Regions from separate parts of the Homo sapiens genome. Here region 1 is linked to region 2. Evidence: chromatin loops called from intact Hi-C (ENCODE). Cell type or tissue: MCF 10A. All regions are shown on one strand. Links, peaks and the distances in the headings refer to the core of each region. The heading gives the core; the rest is flanking DNA.

The links. Peaks named below come from ENCODE experiments on the same cell type or tissue, not always from the same donor. Only the 100,000 strongest peaks of a DNase experiment are listed, where the experiment ranks them.
Region 1: it touches region 2 in a loop (4-fold over the local background); 6 of 110 quality-filtered maps call a loop at or near these places.

What each region holds. Positions count from the first base shown.
Region 1 is chr3:118,933,130-118,940,099 of GRCh38, reverse strand. The region is part of intron 1 of IGSF11 (immunoglobulin superfamily member 11); the gene reads left to right. Among named protein-coding and RNA genes, the nearest start is that of IGSF11-AS1, 6.5 kb to the left of the region's middle. In MCF 10A, for the core only: no CTCF peak of the experiment used is centred there; DNase peaks (open chromatin) are centred at 1,289 and 3,059.
Region 2 is chr3:118,981,729-118,988,698 of GRCh38, reverse strand. All of the region lies in intron 1 of IGSF11 (immunoglobulin superfamily member 11), which reads left to right. Among named protein-coding and RNA genes, the nearest start is that of IGSF11-AS1, 42 kb to the right of the region's middle. In MCF 10A, for the core only: no CTCF peak of the experiment used is centred there; no DNase peak of the experiment used is centred there.

The DNA of each region.
Region 1 (6,970 bases), core at 468-5,467, 48 kb after region 2:
TTAAATTTGTTAGCTGTTTGAATTATTGGTACTGATAATATCTCTTTGTTCTTCTTTTAATGTCTGTAGGATCTGTAATTATGTCTCTTCTTTCATATCTGAATTGATAATTTGTGACTTTTCTCTTTATTCTTTGTCAGTCTGGTTAGAGATTTATAAATTTTATTGACCTCAGATAACTAAATTTTGATTTTATTGATTTACCCTGTTGTTTTTCTGTCTTTATTGAATTCTACTCTGTCTTGATACTTTGCTTCTGTATGCCTGCATTTGATTTAATTTAAATTAATTTTTAAAAAGTTTCTTAAGGTGGAAACTTAGGTCATTGATTATAAACCTTTCTTCTTTTCTAATATGCACATTTAGATGCTGCTGTTACTTTTCTCTAAGTAATGCTTTGGTTGCTTCCCCATAAATTTTGATAAGTTGTGTTTTCATACTCACATAATTAAAAATATTTTCTAATCTTCCTTGTGATTTCTTCTTTGACCTGTGAATTATTTAGAAGTGATTTTTTTTTTTTTGAGACGGAGTCTTGCTCTGTCACCCAGGCTAGAGTGCAGTGGCACGATCTTGGCTCACTGCAACCTTTGCCTCCTGGGTTCAAGCAATTCTCCTACCTCAGCCTCCCAAGTAGCTGGGACTACAGGCATATGCCACCATACCCGGCTAATTTTTATATTTTTAGTAGAGATGGGGTTTCGCCATGTTGGCCAGGCTGGTCTTGAACTCCTGACCTCAGGTGATCCACCTGCCTTGGCGTCCCAAAGTGCTGGGATTACAGGCTTGAGCCACCACACCTGGCCCGAAGTGATTTAAAAAAAAAAATACATGATGGTTTTCTAGATTTCTTCCTATTGAGTTTAGTTTAACTCATGTTCTTTGTATAACTTTAATTATTTAAAAATTTCTGAAGTTCATTTTATAGTCCAGAATATGTTCTGCCTTATTGGATGTTCCATGTCTACTTTAAAATAATATATATTCTATGGTGTTAGGTAGAACATCCTAAAGTTTTCATTTATGTTAAGTTCATTGTTCAGGTCTTCTGTGTTTTTACTGTTTTTGTCTGTTCTATAAGTTAATGATTGAGACGTGTTGCAGTCACCAACCATAATTGCAGGTTTTTCACTTTTTCTCCTTTTAATTCTGTCAGTGTTTCCTTCTTGTACTTTGAAGCTCTGTTGTGAGGTGCATACACAGGACTGTTAGGTTCTTGATGAGTCAGCACGCCGTTTTATCATTATGTAATATCCCTCTCTATGCCTGTTTTAGTTATTTGACTCTTCTTTCTTCACATGCTACTGCTTTCCCAAACTCTTTGCTTTCCCAAACTATATTATCTTATAAGTTACCTCATAATTAGGTGTCCAGCCTCTCCTTGGTGAAATGCTGATTTCTGGTACAATCACTTGTAGCCAGGATGTAAATAAGATCCTATGTCATAAACCATAGTGACTCATGTTCAAGGAATTGCTTCTTTCTCCTTTCTCTGAAGTCAGTTTTGAGTGTGGTAGCAATCATAGTAGCATGTCCATCATAACACTGCAAAGCCTGGTTCTGCTTTTGTGCCTTGGTTCTTTATGGCTAATTATAATCACATTACTTGCTTAGTTTTAAATAAGGGGTTGCAAACATAAATGCCCACAGGAGTCAGACAGGTAACATGATGGAGTAAAGTGGGTTATATCGTGGAATAACAGGAAGTGGGTGGGGATCCTGGCAGTGTGGAAAGCTCCTGCTTTGTCTAAAGGGGCAGCACTAATCAATGGCCATGCGAAATGCAGGCCTGGTGTTACTAAATGCCCCCCAAAAGGGGATTCCTAAATGGAGTAGAATACGTAAGCTGATAGCCAGATATGAAGTCAGGAGGAAGTGATAATAGGAAACTTGCTGAAGAGAATTCTGATAAAGTTCACACCAAGTTTTTGGAGATACTGCTGAGTTAATGCTACCCACGTAATATATATGCCATGACATGTAGGAATCAAGTAAGCATGTATACACACACATATGTATATACACATATGCATATGTACACACACACACACACACACATTTTATATATATATATATGAGAGAGAGAGAGAGATATCTTTTGGAAAGTGACAAAGAGGAGTGATAATCTAAAGAGTGTGCATTAGTTCAGTATAAGGCATGCTCTTTGCCCTTGGGATGGTCTCTGAGCAATGTTTGTGGTTGAAGGGGAGAAGTCAATGAGAAAGCACTGAAATTATATCTAAAGGGAAACTGTAGTACCATAGAAATAGAATACAATTACATATTACAGCCAGACTATTACATGTTACATAGACTGTGTAATGAATGTTTAATGCTTCAGCCAGAAAATGAAGATATATAATTTTATGGTAGCTTGCCGTTGTACACCAACCATAAAATATATTGTGATATGGCATAAAATGAAGTAGAAGCTTGGCAGTGATCCTGTAAATTGATTAATGTAGATGACCAATATGTAATAGAGCCATCTATATTGATAAATTAGTCAGCTATTACTCTTCATTTCACTTAGCACTGAGTAGATGGCCAAAATATAATTGAATTTCAGCTAACACAAACTTTTTTTTTTAGTTGAGATGGCAGTTTGTAAAAAGATTATATGGTAAGTATAAAGGTAGATTATTTCATCTAATTAAAATTTGGTTAAAATATGAAGGGAGAATGATTTGTTTAAAAAACTACTACAACACTAGAGAATTGTGGTATTCCTTAGTTTCCTTCAGAAAACAAGGAGGATAGTGTACAATTTTTATTTTTTGAACTCATGTCAGTCTGATAAACTATAAAACTTAATTTGATAGGTTATATAAATTTGTATTACATGTATTTATGTGAGAAATACTTGTGAGATCATATGGGATGATATAAACTAATAAGCATTTTGTGACCACTGATATTGACATTTTAGGCAGAAGGATAACATAGGCCTCCCAAAGTGCCATAAAGGTCTTTTTGATGCTTTGCTGATTATATTCCCAGAGGGAAGTGTTCTGGCAGTTGGGCTAATCCTGAAACATGAGCACTTGCTTCATAGTCATCAGAGAACACTGTTGTGAAATCTCCATTGGATTGCTTGGGCCAGTCCCCATTGTGAACATCCAACGTTCAATCTCTGATGAGTTTGCAGGGGGGATTTCATGTCATTTGACTCTAGTAGTAGGCAGATCACAGTAAAATGTCCATTGTCTGTTCTCTTGGCTGTGTAGTGTGGATGGTACCTCCTAGGATTTTTAAAGATTCTTTGTTGCCAGCTTCATTTCCCCTAACATGTACCAAGAGGTTTGAAATAATGTGAATGCCTTTCTGCTTTAAATCTTGGGAAACAGGAGTCTAAAGAAAGATTATAGACAACTGTATTTATGACTTTAACTCCTCAGAGGAAATATGACCATGCACTTTATATCCTTTTTATGTAATTGCTGAGAGTCATTCAGAATTCATGGAGTTGACTGAAGTGAAAGTACAAAGAAAAGATTCAAGTGCAAAATGCTGTCACTTTGGCTCTTAAATTATGCATTTTACATGTAAATATTGCAAATTGTAAGATGTTTTAAATTTTTTTTTTTTTTTTTGAGATGAAATCTCACTTTGTCGCCCAGGTTGGATTGCAGTAGTGCAATCTTGGCTCACTGCAACTTCTACCTCCCAGGTTAAAGCGACTCTCCTGCCTCAGCCTCCCAAGTAGCTGGGACTACAGGCACCTGCCACCACGCCTGGCTAATTTTTGTATTTTTGGTAGAGATGGAGTTTCACCATGTTGGCCAGGCTGGTCTCGAACTCCCGACCTCAAGTGATCTGCCTGCCTCAGCCTCCCAAAGTGCTGGGATTACAAGTGTGAGCCACTGCACCCAGCCTAAGTGGATTTTTAACCTAATATTTAGCATTCAAGTTTAAATTCTTGCCTAGAATTTCAAACATGGAAATATCCTTTAAGAGGAAATAGAGTTTTTGGTTTTTTTAATAGGATAGAAAAAATTTTAGCATCAAAAATGCAAAAAAACACCCATTTCCCTCCTTCTTACTCTAAGAAACTTTTTATTACTCTAAGAAACTTTTTATTACACATAGTTCTATCAATATACTAAAGAGGAACCATGAGACACATTCACAGAGTAACTTAATTTCGTCTTCTGCATACCTTTAAATTCATTCATGAGTCAGTTCTTTCCCTAGATGAGAACTAAAGCAGGTTATACAACTTTTCTGATCACTTTGAATTTAAAAAATGAAACAGAATAAGAAAATCTTAATTTATATACAGAATTATAAGTATGACTCCCTGATGGCCAGTGAGATACCCTCTAGGAGTCTAGATATCCGGCTTCAACTTTCCTCTACTGAGGTCCCATCAGCGAGCCCTCTTGTTAGGCCTAAGAAGACCCTGCACCAGCTTTCATGTGTGTTCACCTCCAAGGTGGGAATAGAGCGAGTGAGTCTTTTAGTGTACCGCAGCCCTAATTTAAAAGTTCTCTCCACAAAGCCTCTTTACAGACTTTCACCCCTGACTCATTTATTCCCTTTGTGTAGTCCTCAAAGTTATATAACCAATTTTCAGCCATCTTCCTTGTGCAAATTCTTCAGGGCAGTTTGTCTTAAAAGTCTCTTTTGGCATCTGATATATATATGTACACACACACATATACATACGTATATGTATATACGTATGTATATGTGTGTGTGTATGTGTGTGTGTGTGTGTGTGTATATATCTCAGGGTGTATATACATGTATATATATATATATCTCAGGGTGTATATACATATATATATATATATATGTATATACACCCTGATATTTCCTCAGGGTGTGTGTATATATTTATATATATATACATATATATATGTATATACACCCTGATATTTCATGTGGAAATTGAAGTAATTGGATTAGATCAATTTAGCAACATGTATGTATTGAGTTCCCATGGTGTGCTTTCTTAGACCATACAGTATACTAATGAGGATTTGTTATATAATCGCAAGGTATGATTAAAAGCTTGGTGGTGTTCTGACACTACTTTGTGAGACTCTGACCTAGACTGAGAGGTCAGGGCTTTTCTTGTGAGAAGGTATCACTTGAGCTATTGTAAATGATGAGTAGGTTACTAAGTAAAGAAGCTGGGGTTTATGAGTAGGTTACTAAGTAAAGAAGTTGAGGTTTGGAACAAAGCAAACCAGACAGAGGAAAGACAGAAAACAGAGCAAAGACTCAGATTCCAGGAGTCAAGAGAAATTTAGTTGGTAAAATGTGCCAGATTTGATCATGGATTGGGTTTGGGAGATGATGACAGAGTTGACTTGAAGGTCTCTAAATGTCTGGCTTGCCCAGCTTGGCCCTGTTCGAGCCATTCACAACCATAGGGAACATCAGGAAGGAGCCAGAGTATATTTGGGAGGTGGGCATGCAAAGGAATAGTTTGATCTTGGACAAGCACACTTTTGAGGTGCCTTTGAGGTAGCCACATGGTGAAGTCTAGGAGGCAATTGGATATAAGAGGAGAGGTTTTGAGTAGAGATATAAATTTGAAAGCCATTAGCATTTATATGAGAATTGAATTCATGATGGTAAGTGAAATTCTGTAGGGAGATAGTTTAGAATAAGGCATCAAGGCAGTACTTTCAGAAATACCAACATTCAGTATCCATGTGGAAAAGGGTAAAACAGCAAGAGGAAGTGAGAAGTGTCCAGAGAGTTGGGAGGAAAACCAGAAGTGAATTATATTAACATCACTGAAGCTAAGGGAAAGGTGTGTTTTAAGGAAGAGGGAAGGGTCATCTCTGTCAGATGTTTACCAGAGTCCAAGAATGATTACAAGTGTCATACAGCCACAAGGAGGTATCTGGGAAGCCTAGGGAAAATTGTTTTTAAGAAATGATTGGGGCAGAAGTAGATTGAAGACTATGGAGCAGGAATAGATTCTGTGGAGAGACTATAGAGAGTGCTTTCAAAAAGATTAACGTGAAGTATCAGAGAGCTAGGGCCTCCCTGGTGAGGACTGTGGGGTGTAGGGAAGTAGGAATTTTGTTTTCAGTTTAAATACTTGAGGATGTTTAAATGCTATCAGGAAGTCTCCAGTGCAGAGAAAGGGGTTGAAGTTATGGGAGGGGGAAGTCTATGATAAGGTCACTAAGGGGGCCAAGCAGATGGTATTTGAAGCTCACGTACAGGGTTGGTCCTAGATAAACTCCTCTAAACTGACAGGAGAGAGGGAGATGAGGGTGAGGCGGACTGAAACTGATTCGCAGATTGAGAAGCAGGAAGTAGAAGGAGTTTCTAACTCCTTTACGTAAAAGTCCATTCTAGTTTTAAAGTTTGTCATCATATAATATTGTAGTGATAATAATAACAGCAAACACATATGGAATGATTTCTGTGTGTTGAGTTATGTGTAGTAGTAAGTGTGTGTTCCTTATAGACTAACCGCCTGGGTTTGAAGCCAGACCTTACCACTTCCTAGCTTTGCGACTGTGCGACCTTGAGCTGTATTTTTAATTCTCTGTTTTTCTATTCTTCTGTAAAATGAAAATAATGTCAGTAAGTACCTTATAGGATTAAATGAGTTTGTGTATACATATGTGTGTGTGTGTGTATATATATATATATATATAAAAAATACATGTTATATGTAGAGAGAGCTTAATGTGGACTTGGTGTAGTCAGTGTGACCTAAATATTAGCTAGCAATAGTAGTGGTGGTGGTAGTCATCCTCAGCGTCTGGTACTGCCCTCATCATACCCCTTGTATGATGTGATGATAATATTTAGCTCTGTTTTACAGATGAAGCAACAGACTCAGAGATTAAGTTACTTGTTTGGGGACATGCAGCTAAATAGATGAAAGTACCACATTTTAAACCCGATTTGTACAGTTTCAAACCTACACCTTTGCAAGTTCTGAAAGCAGCTCATCTAGAATATTTCTTCTTCAGATATTTCAGAATGTGAGATT
Region 2 (6,970 bases), core at 787-5,786:
TTTTAAGCTTTTTGTTTTTACTGACAAACCACATGCAGATGCCATTCTGTCCTCCAAGTTTCCCACCCCGAGGACAGCCAGCTGCCATGCACTTCCCCCATCCTCATTCACAGATCATTAATCAAAGATCGTTAATCAATATGTCTTTAGAATCTGCAGTTTTGAAAGTCATATTCCCAGCTTCGGAAGGCTGCAACTTGCCCAATTTCCTGTGATTTTGGAAAAGTGTTCTGCTATGGTGGAAAGCGCTGGAAACCTGAGTTCCAGCCTAGGTTTTGCAACTAACTGTATGACTCTGGGCAGGTCATACTCCCTTTTTAACATGTGTCCTCATTTGAATTCCAGACTGAATTATCTCTAGGGTAGCTTTTTAACTCTTCCTTTTAGTCCTCACAGGGGTTAATTGACATTTGCTTGCTTTGCTTGTGGTCTTTTAACCCTGGCTAGTGATCTTCATACACTATCATGTACATACTGTGCCAGCAATTAGGATATTATATTGACATTCTCTTTGCTTTTTTTCCTCCTACAGTATACTGTACTTTCCTCAAAGATACCTTATTCATCTTTGTATTAGCTGCTCTTGGCCCAGTGTCTTAATTCATGCCCTATTAACGTTGGTTGACTTGAGCTGAACTCTGTCCCTTGCTTTTGCTTCAGACCTTTGTTTAGCAGTCTGCCTATCAGGTGAGAAAACTTGGATTGGTTGCATATTGATATCCAATTAATATATTACAGAACTGTTTAAGGTTGTAAAAGTAATAAAGCCCAGTTGGAGTAATGGTGATCAGTCATATGCATGTGTAAAACAGATGAAAGTTGTGGTTATTCATTCATTGTTCTCCTTAGGAAGGTCTTATTGATTATTAGCTTGTTGAAGGATCTGAGTTGGTATTCGTCTGTCTGTGCCTTCTTGGCTTCTGGCTGCAGGAAAAAAATATGTGAATTTTCTGCCCACAGACTGTCCAGCCCTGCCAAGGCAGCCTGCCAAATCTCAAGTCACATGCCTAGTGAATTGCTGCTACATTTTTTCTTCCTTGTCTTTTTCAAGGCTGCTGATGTTGGGCTCTTTGCCTGGTGTCCCTGAATCGTAGCCCTTTTAACTCTCTGAGTGATGAGCTCCAAACATTGTTTAGCAGCAGAAGCAATTTTTATTGGTACTAGATTACCTCCACTGACTAGGCCAGGCTTGTTTTTATGGCTCCACACTACTAGGCAGGACTTCTAGAAGTGTCAGGCTTTGGACTTGGTTTAGTCCTTACTCCTGAGCTTGAAGCCCTGATTCATACCACCTCATAGTTCTCAATGTCCACCATTTGTTCCCAGTGTCCCTAAACCTAGAATATATGTGGGTGTCGTGTGAGAGGCAGTTTGTCCTCACCCATTTCCTGGAGGAGAGGTGTTCTCATCCTCTGGGATGAACACAAGAAATAACCCTCACACTTATCTGGCCTCACTTTTCTAGTTAGGCATTCTATTTTGCATTCCATTCGCAGAGCTGAGCCTTGTACCTCTTTATAGTATCTTTCAAATACCAAAATGTGGAAGCACCATTAGGAAGGTTAGTACTTCCAGTTGTATTTGTAAGGATGGTGATGGATTTAACCTGAGCTTCCACACGTTTTCCTGGTCCATGTGTTTGTGAGATAGGTTGCAAGGGTTTAGTGGACAGATGTCTAGATAAATGAATCTAATTAGTGCCTAACCTTATGGAACTGCTAACCATAACTCTCCTTTACCGCTGTGTTCTAAGCAACAGCCATGGTCTTAGAGTGACCTCATTACCCAGAGTCACATATTCTGCTGAGGGATGTGGAGAAAAGAGGAAGTTGTGAGACTGGAGGAGAACTTAGAAAATTTTCTTTTATTTATTCTTTGTATTGCCTTTTCTTTTTGCTCAATTTCTGTGTTCTTCTCTTTCTTACCTGAGAAGCACTAGTGTATACATGTAAAACCTATATTTCAATATGAACCCATCCTTTCCAGCTAGAAAATCCTGGAAGGGTTTACTATCCCCTCTAAGCTGTAGTTTCCTTCTCTGTGAAAACAGACTATAGCCACTGCTTAACATGCATGGCTATATTACATATTAAATAACATGGTGAAAGTATGTACTTGGCACCATGCACTGCTGACCTGGAGAACACTTTAGTAAAAGCTCCTTTCCATTTTCCTGTTAAATTGAGCATACAAATTATTATTTACTATAAATTCCCCACTTGTGCCTATATTAGAAACTAACAGAAAATGTTACAGATAGTATAAAGCAGAAATTGAGGCACTTAATGAATAAAATTCAGTTCAGTTCAATGAACATTTATTGCATACCAGGCACTGTGAGTGGAGAAGGCAGCTTCTTTTAGAAATTTACAGTCTAATGAGGAAAACAGATGAGTGAATAGACATTTAAATGGGGTGCGATGGGTGCTTTAGAGGCATGACTGGTTCCTCTGCACGTAAGGTAGAGGGCACTTGCTCTCATTCAGCGGGAGAGGAGTGAGGGGTGGCACAAAGTCAGGGAGGTAAAGCAATGGATTTTTGAACTGTGGCTCCTTGAAGAGAGGGCGCACATTCCAGGCAGAGGGAAGTACATGAGGGAAGATAAAGTATGAAGTTGCCTAACAAGTGTAACTGCAAATTGTTCAGGCTTGCTTAATTGCAGTTTGTGACATGGCAAGTGGCAGGAGGGGAAGCTGTTAATGGCCAGCCCATGGAAGTCCTTTTTGTCGTGCTGAGAAACTTGACTTATATCCTATAAAGAATGGGGGCCATTCATTTCAAGGCTCTATACTGAGGTTGTGACAAGATCAAATTTGCATTTTTTAAGAATCACTCTGGTGCTGGTGCTCAGGAAGACAAGGGAGAAGGAGGAATAGACATATCAAGAAGCTGGTGCCAGGGGTTCAGAGGAGAGATGATAAGGGGCTAAACTGAAAGAGCAAATGGCAGAGGGATAAAGAGGAGGAGACTAATTGAGGAGACCAATTTAGGAGGTAAAATGAGTGATAGTTTCATTGTAAAGGATGAAAAAGTGTCAAGGGTGACTCTTAGGTTCTTTTGTTGGGTATATGTAATTGGAATGGCAAATAAAGATCAGATTTGGGGAAAAAGATGATCAATTCAGTTTCAGACAAATTGAATTTGTTCTGCTTGTGGGATGTTATCCAAGGGGAGGGAAGACCGGCAGCCAGTTTGATAGGTAGGTCTGGGGCTTCACAGAGGTCAAGGCCAGAAACACAGCTTTTGAACATTAGTCTTCACTGATGACAGTGACGTTAGAAACAACAAGTAGAATGATCCCCTTGTCTTTGCATTGTGACAGAGACAGAAATTTAGAATATGTCACAAATGAAGCTGTCGTTAAAAATATCCAGTAGATTCCCCCCTTCCCTCCTACCTCAGTTCTCTCATTAATGGAGATAGAATATTGTTATCTCCCTTTTCTCTTTCAATTCCCATAGTGCCTTTTGATTTGAGATATAGCTTTGAAATTAAACAAGATTGAATTTTGAAGGGTTTTAAATTTTAATGTGATACTTTACATAACTCCAAGCTGCATTTTAATGTGGCTCAGCATATATTCTGATGCCTCTGGGAGTGCTTTAAAGTAATTTATTATTATTATTATTTCATTATTAGATCTCAGACAGAAGTTTAGAGAAAATTATTAGAAAAAGTCCGGATGTATTCCTTAGGCTGTGGAAGGGATAAATGTAAATGCCTTGGTGGCAATGGCTTCTTATCTTCTCACATGACTCATCCTGCCTTTTCTTTCCTGGAAGGGCTCTGTGGTTTTAGATCAGAATCAAGGTGTCACTGAGTGGCAGCTTTCAGTCAGTTTTTGCAGCACTGCATTTTTGGGATAATCTTCTACACCTTCACCTTGCTCCCTTACCTTTCCCTCCTCTTGTCTCAGCGTGGAGGGTACACTTCATTTTATTTCAGGAGATCTTAGGAAATCATATTCTTGGATGTTCTTGATTTATTCCTTTACTTTCTATACATATTTTTCCTTAATTATCTTCTTGTCAATATTGAGATTTATGGTAACCTGTCTCTTCCTACCCTCTTTCATTTGAATTTACATGGAAAATCAGCCATTCTGTTCTGGCTCCCTTGAAATTATGGGTTTGTCTGTCTTCCTCCTTCCCTTCTTTCTATTTTTTTCTATCCATTAAGGTAAAACATCCCAGATCCAATCACTATACCCTACTCCCAATTCATATGTATCTTTTAAACCTCTTTAATGTTCTGGCTACATGACCAGCAGTTCTTTTCTTAGATACATTTTGTATTGACTGGGAGGTTCATGATCTCATATAGTTCATTTCATTTTCAGCAACATTAATTGTTGAAGGGCCTTCCTTACATAACATGGAGATATCATGATACATTAACCAATGTGCTTTGTGTCCCTGTTATTTTCTGCAACCTTCTGACGGCTTTGCTTTTTCTGGTTATAAGGGGAGGGGAAGGATACTTCAGCAGGATGTAAAAAAGAGGCAAATGTCTGTTTTTTTTTTTTTGAATTTCAGAAATTACAAAGCCTGAATCTGGCTATAAGACTGAGTTTGAAAAAACAAAAGTCAAGAAAAAAGATTTTATAGACTAGAAGAGGAAGGAGAGCTGGGTAGGGGGCTGAATGAATCTAGATAGTGGGATTGTATTTGAACCCCCTAGGAAGGTTTGATAAATTCTAGAGGAGAGTGGACTTCCCCCTACCATGACTTACCCCACCCACTGACGGAAGCTAAAAAAGCAGAAAGACCTGAGAGGAAATGTGCCAAGATTAAGTTTCTGCCTCTCAACTGGGGTCACAACTGAAATTGTTTAGACATAGAAAAAAATAAAAATAATTATATTACTTTTTTTACCCCTGTGATTTATGGAGTGGGATTTGCATCTACTATGTCTATATTGAATAACTAACAGTGAGATATAGTGGAAAATTGCTTAGGCTCTGAAGCCAGATTGATTTGGGATTAAATACTGGCTCTGTGTAATACCCTAGGCTAGTTACTTAGTCTCTCTGAGTCTGTTTTCTCATTTGTGTAACTGGAATAATAATACCCACCTCATTTGAAGTGTTTTGATGCATGGATAGGATATATGTACAATATCTAGAATGGTGCCTGGGTGATAGGAGGTACTCAGAAATACTCTGCTTACATTTTAATCTCAGTATTACGTCTTTATTTTGTGTTCTTAAGACTTATAGACTACATCTAAACCCTTCTTTCATATGACAGCTCTACACATATTTGAGGGCCAGTGTCCTTAACTGTGTCTTGTATATTTGAGAAGCCGTATGCCATAATGTATTCTGGAGCACACTTCTTAGATTTGAATCTCAGCTAGCCCACTTACACACTTAGGTAAGTTACTTAACTTATTTGAACCTCAGTTTCCTTATTTGTAAACTGGAGATGATATTAATAATACCTATCTCTTGGGTTAGTTGTGAATATCAAAGATGTTAATACAGATAAAGACCTACAGGCACATGTTAGTTAATTATACATACAGTTAATATCTTATTGTGACAGAGGCAGTGCTTACATGTTCACCTAGTCCTGTTTTGTTTTCATCTTTAGAGCCAGACTTAAGCTGTTTTTTTCTGCCTTCCTTGCAATTATGTTGGGGCTATGTGCTTATTCTAACTGGTAGACTAAAAGTAGAGGTGATATGTGTCATTTATGACTCAAAGCCCTTTGCCATGTGGATTGTGGAGGCTGCATGTTGAGATGATGGATTCACAAGGTGATACTAGACTGAATTTCTAAATCACCATTTGGAATTAGCTTCTGAATGCATATAGGACATTGTATGGGCAAGAAATAAACTTTGTGTAAAACTGCTGCGAGTTTGTCATTGTGCTGTCAAGGCATAATCTAGCCTATGTAGATTAATATGACTAATATTGGTAGATGAATACTAAATGAAACAAACTGTCGAGGGGTCATTTTTAGGAGAAGGCCTTTTCAGTGAATTAAGGTATTCATTAAGATATCCTCCTTAATGATATTAAGGAGGAGGGAGGATTTTATTGAAGAAACAGAAACAAGGTTAAAAAAGGAACATTAATTTTTCTATTTGAAATGGGTTTTATGTAAATGCATGTTTTGGTGATAAAACCCTTTGTCCTTCTTTTTATTGTCCCATATCCTATAATAGAATTTTCTTTCTTTAAAGCTTCTTAACATCTTTCTAAATGGGAAACAGTTATATTCTGGAGTGGTCATTAATAATTTTATTAGTGAATGAGTTTATCAGCTCCTTTTTTTGGGAGAAGATTTTATCAAAGGGTATGGAGGAGAAAACGTAAGAGTTCCAATTAAGTTTTTGAGGAAAGGAGGGGGCTTTAAATGCAGGCTAAGAATGAAGCACAGTGGATGTTGTATTTTCCTCTAATTTGGTATTGTGGTCTCTCTCTGGAGAGTTGCTAGAAACTCTAGCTCTGCCCTGGTGGAGATCCAAGGGAGATGGCCTTAGATGCTTACAAAGTGGCTTTACGTGATACTTCTTTATCCCGGTGGACAGTCTAACCTAAGTGTCTAACTCATGACCAGGTTTCCCTCTTACAGGGAACTTGAATATACTGGCAGGTACCTTTGTGGTTCGTGCCTGACTTGTGTCCAGTGTATGAGATAGCCACTCTCTAGGAGAGCCATGACTGGGCAGAGAGTTAGGTTTGGTTGTGTTGGTCGGGTGAGACACAGAGGAGGCATGAAATAACAAGCAGTGTATGTTATTTACAGACCCAGAAAGAAGAGGGCAGCACACCTCAGGGCCAGCAGGAGGAAGGGGAGTCATCCAGGACATGTACTCTCAACTGGCGGTTGGGAAGAAGACAGAAAGAGATAGACATGTGGGTCGAAGTCTTTACTGGGGTCCGTCGTGTTACCCAAGTAAGTTTCCCACAGGGAGTTCTAATTGGTGGGTTTAGAGGAAGCAGGCACAAGTTCTATGT